Regions from separate parts of the Homo sapiens genome. Here region 1 is linked to region 2. Evidence: chromatin loops called from intact Hi-C (ENCODE). Cell type or tissue: Calu3. All regions are shown on one strand.

Region 1 (5,000 bases), 640 kb before region 2:
ATTTTGCTTGATGCTCAGGGGACCTTTTCCATGTGGAAACCCATATCTCTCTGTTCTGGGAAATTTCCTGAATAATCAGGAAATATTTGATTATTTTTTTTCCCCTGAGCAGATAAATTTTCTTATTTTTTATCTACATTTTTCTGTCTTTTTGTTTGGTTTTCTGGGAAATTTCCTCATCTTTATTTTTCAAATACTTTATGGATTTTTAAAATTTCTGCTTAGTTTTAATTCTAAGATATCCTTTATTTTACTCCCAAGTGTTTCTTCTTATAGATTCCTGTCTATTATGGATGCTATAATACCTTCCCTTATTTATGAGAATTTTCAAGACAGTTCATAGAAAAACATTTTTTTTCCTGAACCCCATCCTACTTTGTCCATGTTTCCTCTGGTGTTCTCTTATTCTGTTAGTTTATTTTAATCTCATTTTCATGGTGGAAGTTTCCCTCAAAGGTGACTCTTGGTTGTATTGAGAGTGAGGCTAGGCATGGTAAGGATTGTTGATTGGTGGCCTTCACTGTGGGGTGATCTGATTGGGCTATTTTACTGAAAAATCTCTATATCTCAGTATCTCTAGGTTTGTTTTTTCTCATTAGTTGGTTTATTTTCTAAAAATTGTGTTGATTTTTTAAATCAATACATTTAAATCTGCTTTCTCCAGTAAATAAATTTCAATTCTCCTGCTGAAGAGGGTATAGACAGGCCTGCCTGTATCCTCGTTGCTGAGAAGGGAAGGGGAGCCAGGACTTTTACTCTTTTCTCTGTGGACTTTTTGCTCAACGACTCTGTTTTCAACATGGCACCTCACCTTTGGCTGTGCATGGGCTCTACCAACTTTATGCTCTTTAGAAACTGAACAACTAATTATCTGCTATAATCTCTTCTGTTTTCTTTGTCCCTTTGGATGTATGCCTTAGAAATCCTGTTACTACTGTTTTAGGGAGGTTCTGGCCAGCAGCCTCAACATCAGCCTCACTTTCCTGCTAGTAGCTACTTTGACCTCATGCAACCAGCTCTTCTGTAGGCCCATCTCGGTTTTCAGAAGTCTTAGGCTGGGATTTCCATTTTGTGTCAATTAGAGAAACCCTTTATGCTTAAGTTTAGCCAAACTGTACCTCATTATCTCTGCCTCTTGCTAAACCAATGCCAAAACAAGGATGAAAGTGGTTTGGGCATCTTCAGGTAGTGACTAGAACTAACCCTGGGGCCAAGTGAAACCCACCACAATCAACCATTTGCTGAAACAAGTAGATGACAAATGTTCTTAGGCAGTGTGATCTTTAAATCATAAACTACTCAGAAACAACTAAGAATCTCAGGACACAAAGTTAGTGTTTTCCAAAATTGTGTTTATCTTCAGATTCTTTTCCTGTAAGCAATGGAACTCATGTTATGAATAGCTATGTCTTATGCCATGGAGCCATTTCACTCTCTATAACCTGAAAGCCCTTATACAGCATCTAAACATGTAAGAGTCTGTGGAACCCAGGTATGAGATATTAACTGCCTCTCTTCTGAGACTTGCTCTGGAGCAGTATGAGAACAAAAAGTCCAAATTTTAGCCTCTCAGCTGCTCACTGCCTGCTGTCCCTGTAAATATATGTGAAAATGTTTGCCAGATCATTATGGTGGCTAATCAAATACCACCCTCCCTGTAATTTAATGATTTTCTGTATATATGTAATACTTCTTCTACATTGAAAAATGCTTTATTTTTGTTAATTTTATGGGTAATATATACTTCTTGGAAACATTAAAACAACATACAAACCACAGTTTTCTGAGGCTTACTCACTTCCCTGGGATGATACCCTGGGAAACTTTGTAAATGTACAAAGGCCAATCCTCTTCTACTTCAACCAGCCAGGGCTTCTGTGCACTTTATCAGCTCTCCAGATGATTCTGATGTACATCACTGTGTGGGAGCCACAGCTTTAGCTCACTGACTTGTATTCTGGTTCTATTTGCAAGACTCTTTCTCCAGGGAGGACACAGCAGGCTATAAGTACAGTTGATTCTTCTAACCCCCTTTATGCTGATTTCAGCCCCAGTAAATCATCTTCTGATTATGATTCAGCTCCCACATATATCCAGACAGGTAAAGAATGCAATGATCCTATGGATTCATGCCTTTCCTTTCCCATGACAATGATTTCTCATTGTCAACTGAGAAGATGTCCTTGAGCTTGATTAATGTGAGTCTATGCCATTGGCCATTAGAATGAGAATCCCATTAGAATCCATTAGAATCACCTGGGAAAGCTTCTAAACACCCAAATGGAAGGCCACCCCCAGATCAATTAAATGAGAATCTCTGATGATGTGATTCAGATGCCATACTTTTTGGAGTTCCCCAAGTGATTCCCAGGTGAATCCATTCCCAGTGTGCTGACAAAACCCGGTACTGAGACTGAAGGGGCTGAGGGCCAGGCTTCACTTTAGGATACTCACAAAGGCAATCCGTGTGTCCCTCTGAGACCTTTGGATGGACATCCAGCTGGCCTTTTCTGGAGAGGAACAACATACTACCCAAATAATCCTATTGACCAGTCCCCAGAAAGGCTCTGTACAATTTTATGCAATGTTAACCCAAACCAGCTGTATTGGTCAGGGTTCTCTAGAGGGACAGAACTAATGAAATATATATATATGAAGGGGAGTTTATTAAGAATTAACTCGCACAATCACAAGGTCCCACAATAGGCCATCTATAAGCTGAGAAGCAAGGAGCGTCAGTCTGAGTCCCAAAACTGAAGAACTTGGAGTCCAATATTTGAGGGCAGGAAGCATCCAGCACGAGAGAAAGATGTAGGCTGGGAGGCTTGGCCAGTCTAGTCTTTTCATGTTTTTCTGCTTGCTTTATATTCTAGCTATGCTGGCAGCTGATTAGATGGTGCCTACCCAGATTAAGGGTGGATCTGCTTTTCCCAGCCCACTGACTCAAATGTTAATCTCCTTTGGCAACACCCTCACAGACACACCCAGGATCAATACTTTTCATCCTTCAATCCAATCAAGTTGACACTCAGTGTTAACCATCACACCAGCTTAGCTAAACTAAAATTTGAACACCTTCTCTGTGAGATTTGCAAGCAACTCTGGGGTTTACTTTCCCAAGGAACTGGGCTGAGGGGGATTGGTGGGTGGGCTAGAGTCAGAGCATCCTCAGGAGGAAGGTTCCGAAGGATAGGAGATGAGAGAGATGGGAAAAAGGGCACTTGAGTTCTTGCATTACAGACCCTCTTTTTTCCTAGAAGGGTACTCCTGAGGCACTATTCCCATCCTAAAGACTAGCTGACTATTCTTCAGTTATTTGCTCCAATCCAAATTGCAAAGGTGAAAATGAGAGTTTTAACTGAACCTCAGAACTTGTTTCCAAGTAAGAAATTATCCATTCCAGCCACTTCTGACACGTCCATGTCAGCACTTCCTGTGGTTCCTGCCCCCTACTCTTTTGGTTAGTGCTATGGCTGCTGGGCTGTTGGTTTTAACCCTTCATATGCTACTGATGTCAAAGTCTAATAGGAGAGAATTTCTCAGTGTCCTTGCAGAACAGTAAAAGATGAACAGCTTCCCCAAAGGAGGCTTCCTAGAAACATTAATTTATGGGACATAAAACAACCAACTAGAATACAGAGACACAGAAGGAGGATGGAGAAGAGAGGGAGAACAAGAAATAAAGGGGCTATCTAGATTTTAAAAGTCAATAATTAGTCTGCTTTTAGCATTACTAAGATCAGATTGGGCCAGAAGGTGAGCAATCTCCTGAAATATAAGGAAAAATATCAGGATATAATTTCTGTAGATGAAATTCAACCAAGAGACTGGACTTAGTGCTTCTGATCCTAAACAAATCCTGAAAAACAGTCTCAAAAGGCAGGATTGATGGGATAAAATTGAGCACATATGAAATGTTCTGAGTGCTAGGACCTGAACACCTTTCTGAAGTTTATCTTTTAAGATTTCTTTCTTCTTGTGCCTTACTTTGAAATGACTCTACCTAAAATGAGAACAATGGCATTCTAAGATTACTCCTCAGTGTTTACAAGCCTTTTGACACATTAGGGTTTCAGATTTAGGCTCTGTGGGCCTTTTTCTCCTTTGGTAAGGAAATGTGAAGTGTAGGTGAACCCATGAAGCAAGTTCGTCCTTTGTGCTTCATGGAAAAGTGTTTTCCAGCAGAGGGCATCCTTATGCAACGAATTTCTCTACCCTCAGAATTATTTGCGGATATTGAAGTGCATTAGGGAACAGATTTTGCTTTTAAAGGCTTTGCAGTTCAGTTTGTTTTTGGCAAGTCATTTATACATAAGGTGCTAAAGTGTTAAGAGGACTTGTTCCAATTTTTTTTAAAGTTGGGTAAGTGATAAGTTGTGCTATTAATGATGATGGTAGCAGATCATAAAATGGTTTAACTAAATTTCTGCTGTTTTATTTACTCATAAATTCAACAAATACTGATTGAGTGCCTTCTGTGTGCAAGACACAGGGGTAGAAGTGGGTATATGAAAGTGAGCCTGAATCAAACCTTCCTGGAAAAAAGCTTACTATATATAAAAGGGATAGGACACAAATGCAGGAAAATAAAATACAAGACACTCTCTCTCTCTCTCTCTCTCTCTCTCTCTCTCTCTCTCTCTATATATATATATATATATATATATATATATATATATATATATATATATATATAGTGTGTGTGTGTGTGTATTCTTATTAGAAGCACTGACTTCTCTAATATTAATTGTTAGTAGGCTTTCACATTTTTTCCATTTCCTGCTAGAGGGCAGCTAGAATATTCAAGTTGTTTTCGAATGTTTTAACTTCTGCCAAAATTGATTTGTTTAGGCTTCCTTTCTTCCTATTTTCAAACTCCATCTATATTTTAGGAGGAAATTAATCTGTACATTGCAATTCTGCCTGCAATTTTAAAAATAGATTATTTGGAAAGACTTGTTCATTGTCTCGGTATTCTCTAAACTCTTTCCATTTCTAGT
Region 2 (5,000 bases):
CCTGTGCAACATGGCAAAACTCTGTCTCTACAAATAAATACAAAAAATTAGCTAGGTGTGGTGGTGCACGCCTGTGGTCCCAGCTACTCAGGAAACTGAGGCTAGAGGATCACTTGTGTCTGGGAGGTCAAGGCTGCAGTGAGCCAAGATTGCACCTCTGCACTCCAGCCTGGCCAGCAGAGTAAGACTCTGTTTCAAAAAAATAAAAAATGAAAATAATAAAAAAAAAGAGACCTGTAATGCCAGGCACTGTCATTTTCTTGTAGAATAGGGCATTCCATCAGAAGTTATCTAATAGTTGGAGCCTCATACTCCTGATTATTCCATAAGCCAATGACTAATATTTCACAATGATAATGTCTTTTTACTGGATTCCCAAAAACATATTACCACATTTTGATAATTTAAAGATTCACACTTAAAAAATGTTTTCATTCGTTTTCTTTTTGATACGGTTTGGCTGTGTCCCCACCCAGATCTCATCTTGAATTCCCACATGTTGTGGGAAGGACCTGGTGGGAGGTAATTGAATCCTGGGGTCAGGTCTTTTCCATGCTGTTCTTGTGATAGTGAATAAGTCTCGCGAGATCTGATGGTTTTAAAAAGAGGAATTTCCCTGCACAAGCTCTCTTCTCTCGTCTGCTGCCACGTGAGACATGCCTTTCACCTTGAGCCATGATTGTGAGGCTTCCCCAACCACGTGGAATTGTAAGTCCATTAAGCCTCTTTCTTTTGCAAATTGCCCAGTCTTGGGTATGTCTTTATCAGCAGTGTGAAAACAGACTAATAACACTTTTTGTGATAGATTAAATTTTCCATGTACTAAGAAGACATAAAAAAGAATAGTGCAAATTGTAAGGAAATTTAAAATATAAGTTAACCAATGTGATGAAAATAAACAGAAGCCTAGATCTCCCCATAGAAGAAGGTGCTTTGGGATTGCTGGTTTCTGTAGTCTTCTTTTACCAGCAGGATGGAGACAGGGTCCCTGATGAGAATGGGGTGATTGCTAAGGGTGTTGGTATGGTGAGAATTCAGGGTGAGGCTGCTGACCAGGGTACTGAGAGGGGAAATTCTGAGAAGTGCAGCTGCCTGCCCATTCCGGTGAAGAGTGAAGATGGACAGAGCTTTGCACTGACCCTGTTGCTCTTCCCGCTGGGGTGGCCAGTGTGGAATCCAATGAGCTACTAACAAGGACAGTTACCTTTGCAGATAAAACAACAGTAATTTAGAGGAGAATTGCAATTTACTGGGATTCACTAAAAGACTACCCACGAGTGAACACTACTTGCTATTTTATATTTGTCCAATCAAATTTAAAAGATGTTTATTAGCTCATGCCTTTCTACGGTAATGCATCATCTTTCATGGGATTGTAGAGAAGCTCAGTGCAATAATTTCTCTGGTTCAATTCCTTTGCTACATATAATTAATCTGCATTGATAACTATGGTATTTTGGGGATGTATCATTTGGGAATTGCATTCTCAAATACCTTTATTGTGATGCTAAAGAGTCCCAAATCATAGTATATTAAACCAGATATATATATTTCCTTTCATATAACAAGAGAGTTGAAAGGAGGTAGTGCAGAGATGAAATGAAAGTCCATAGCCCTACCACGGTCTTAGCGGGTTCTTTCCTTCTGTTTTACCATCATTAGCATATGGTTCCCTGATGGTTGTTTCAGAATAGAACGATGGCTGCTACAACAACCAGCCATAGCATCCATTTCATAAGCAGAAAGAATGAGCAAGGGAGAAAATATTCCTACTAGTTCAGCAGGCCCCCTTTAGATAACTCTCTTAGATGACCCAGACAAAGACTTCCTCTTCCATCTTATTACCCAGCATGATCTTCTAGAGAGGTGGGGAAATGTAGTTGTACCTGCCCTCAACAACATAAGGATCCTGTTAGTAAAAAGGAAGGGTAATATGAATATCGGGTAGGCAAGTGGTAGACTCTGGCTACCACTGTGCGGCATTTTAGTGAATGAAAGATGACGATGTGGCATGTATATTCTTAGAAAGGCCATGTAAGATGATGTTATCTATGGGTCAAATGAATTTCCCTTCAGGTGACCAAGGTATTTACACACATTCCTTGCAGGCATTAAAAAGAAAAAAGGAAGGAGGGCAGGGAGAAAGCCACTGCCACAGTTGTGGCCGAGTGAAAGGTGAACACCTAGGTGTGGTAGTTCCAGTATGGCAGATGGAATTGTTCACTCTTTCAGTGCCCCCTTGTGCCCAATATACTGTAACAGGATAATACAGGGAAACAGTCAAGAAAGAAACTTTTTGAAAACTCCATTCATTAAAGCTACAGTATAGCAATGTGTGGTTTTAGCTACTAGAAATGCAAAAAAATAAAAAATACCTATACAGTATATAACTTCATGATGCTGGGACAAGACGTCACAATGTTAAGGCATATCTTTCTTGTGCTAAGTAGTTCTCTTGTCAAAAAATATGTTTTCCATTTAAATTTGGAGTTGTTGGGCTTTTTTCCTCCCTTATATTTATGTATGGTCTGATTTTTTTTTTTTGTATTGGCTGGTTCTTCATTAATCTACCAAGCTAACTGTATTTATATGTAAACTCAAGCCTGATGCAAGGGTCTTTTGTTTCTTTGTTTTATTTTATTTTTAAATAACTGTCTGAAAAGCAGTGGAATATGGGTTGCAAAATTTACCAGCAGCACTATCATCCAACAATCAGTTTAAAAAGGTGAAGCAAAAATAAGGCTGCTCACACCCCTGTTATGGGTAGGCACTCATTGAACATTGTGTGTGCCCTGTAGACCTGCATTCTCCAGTGGTCCCAGTCCGGTTCCACAGAATCAACTTTTAGAACTGTAATCATCAATACAGACCAACTTACTCAACTCCCTCTTTCACAGATAAAGAAGCTGAAGTCACGAAGGAAAAACAAATCCTGTCACAGTCTCATGGGACGGGGTAGGAACTAGAACCAACGACTCATCCAGAGTTCATATTAACTCCGAACTGTTGCCACCATTTACAGAGACTCATAGGAGAAGCCGCTTGCTCTACAGTGTGAGGATTGCAAGCTGTGCTAGGATTCAAGCTCAGAGTCCCTGAGCCTTTGTCTCCTGTTCTTTCCTGTGTGCTTATGTGGTCAGTCCACTTTCCTTCTCCGACATGAAGGCTTGGCCCATTCCAAGTCTCCTTTGGAAGAAAATGGGTAAACTATGAATGCCATTGTTTAACACTGTCAATTGGAATATTAAAATGTTTCTTTCATTAGAAATAAACTTTTGTCAATTTAAACAGTGGAAGAGTAATTCATCACAGGGGAAGAGGAATGAGAACCTTTGGAATTTATTTTCAATAAAAGATCCTGCTAGTAGAAGAAAACTCCTGAAACCCTGGTTTTACTGATGCCCATTAACATGTATACTTGAAGCAAGAGTATGAAGCTCTTAAAATCTGCCCTTTCAAAAACTTTAAAAAGTTATGTAGGGAGTTATAAGTACATAAGATGAAAATGAACACCTTCTCTTAGTAAATGTATTTTAGGAGCATAGAGAAATTGTAAAGAGAAAGGTGAGAGTAATAGAACTTCACCTGGTAATTTTCTGGGGTAAAAGAAAAGGGGATAAAGGTCCCGGGGCTATATTACTAAAGAACAAATGAGAAAGAAGGGCAACACACTGTTAAATAATGTATGCAACATTCTGCCCTGAAATTCTTATTTTGAGTAAGATCCTTTACCCTCCCTGACAATATGATCATATTGAACAGTTGGATTAAAAAAAAAATTGTGGTTTTGTTCAGTAAAAACCTAAATACCAGGGGAGTATCTGCTGTCTTTATACCCATATAATTAGGTGGAATGTGGAAAAATCCAATCAAGCTGTGTCTGACTGTATATCTAATCTGATTGGCTTTCAACTGGATCATAGAGGAGATAAATGGCATTTCTACAACACAGCCATTCAGTCACTTTGTTATGAACTTTTTCCTTACCTTAAATTCATCCATAAATGCCATTTAAACTCTGGTCCCAAAGGTAGTGAGGCGGTGAGTAGAAAATAGAATCTTAACACCCACTTCCTCTGTTCAGTTATGTCTTTGCTCCTTCAAGTATGGTCTGCAGGCTGGTCATCACCTGGGAGCTTGTTTGAAATGCAACTCTCAGGCCCTCACTCTGACTTGTGCAACCAGAATCAACATTTTCAAAATATCTTTGGGTAAACTGTATGCACATTAAAGTTTAAGAAGCTGTCAGTCATCTATATAACTTCTATTCACATGGAAATTCTGATTATGAACCTGCTGCTTAAATCTAAGATATTCTTCACATGACTTATACACCTATTCTGGAAAATATCTGAAAGTACCCGGGAATAAAATGCATGAGACTATCTGTGTATATATAGCTTTCTATGTTTCTGGTTGACTTTTCTTTTTTTTACTATTTTATGGCAATAAATATTTTATTGAAGCAGCTTGGGTTTTTTTTTTTTTTTTTGATTGGTTAACTGACTTATTCATCCCACAAATCTTTATTAAACACTTCATGTGCCAGTAAATAAAAAAAGATGATGAAGCCATGCCGATCTCCTCAAGAAAATCAGACTCTGGCAAGGGGAGCAAAATTAAGGTTTCAAGGAGCTCAGATATTCACAACCTCAAGCAGGTCACAGACACCCTTGCTATCATGATGAAAGCTAAACAAAACTTTTCTAGGAAAAAGTCCACAATTTCAAGGAATTCATGGTACCACTGGAGACCCTTTGTAGAACTCCTCAAGTAGGTTTTCCTAATCTTGTGCTCACCAGTCACAGTGTCTGGGATTCATGATTTCTTTCTTTTTTGAGACAGGGTCTCTGTCGCCCAGGCTGGAGTGTAGTGGCACAATCTCCACTCACTGTAACCTCCGCCTCCCGGGTTTAAGTGATTCTCGTGCCTCAGCCTCCCAAGTAGCTGGGATTACAGGCGTGCACCACCGTGCCCAGCTAAATTTTTATTTTTTTATT

Evidence for each region. A loop is a pair of places that touch in the nucleus more often than their neighbours do. Peaks named below come from ENCODE experiments on the same cell type or tissue, not always from the same donor. Only the 100,000 strongest peaks of a DNase experiment are listed, where the experiment ranks them.
Region 1: a loop joins it to region 2, with 6 times the contacts of the local background. A loop is called at or near these places in 12 of 110 quality-filtered maps.

The regions. Positions count from the first base shown.
Region 1 is chr20:6,174,542-6,179,541 of GRCh38, forward strand. No RefSeq gene overlaps it. Among named protein-coding and RNA genes, the nearest start is that of FERMT1, 54 kb to the left of the region's middle. In Calu3, no CTCF peak of the experiment used is centred here; no DNase peak of the experiment used is centred here.
Region 2 is chr20:6,817,571-6,822,570 of GRCh38, forward strand. No RefSeq gene overlaps it. Among named protein-coding and RNA genes, the nearest start is that of BMP2, 52 kb to the left of the region's middle. In Calu3, no CTCF peak of the experiment used is centred here; a DNase peak (open chromatin) is centred at 2,211.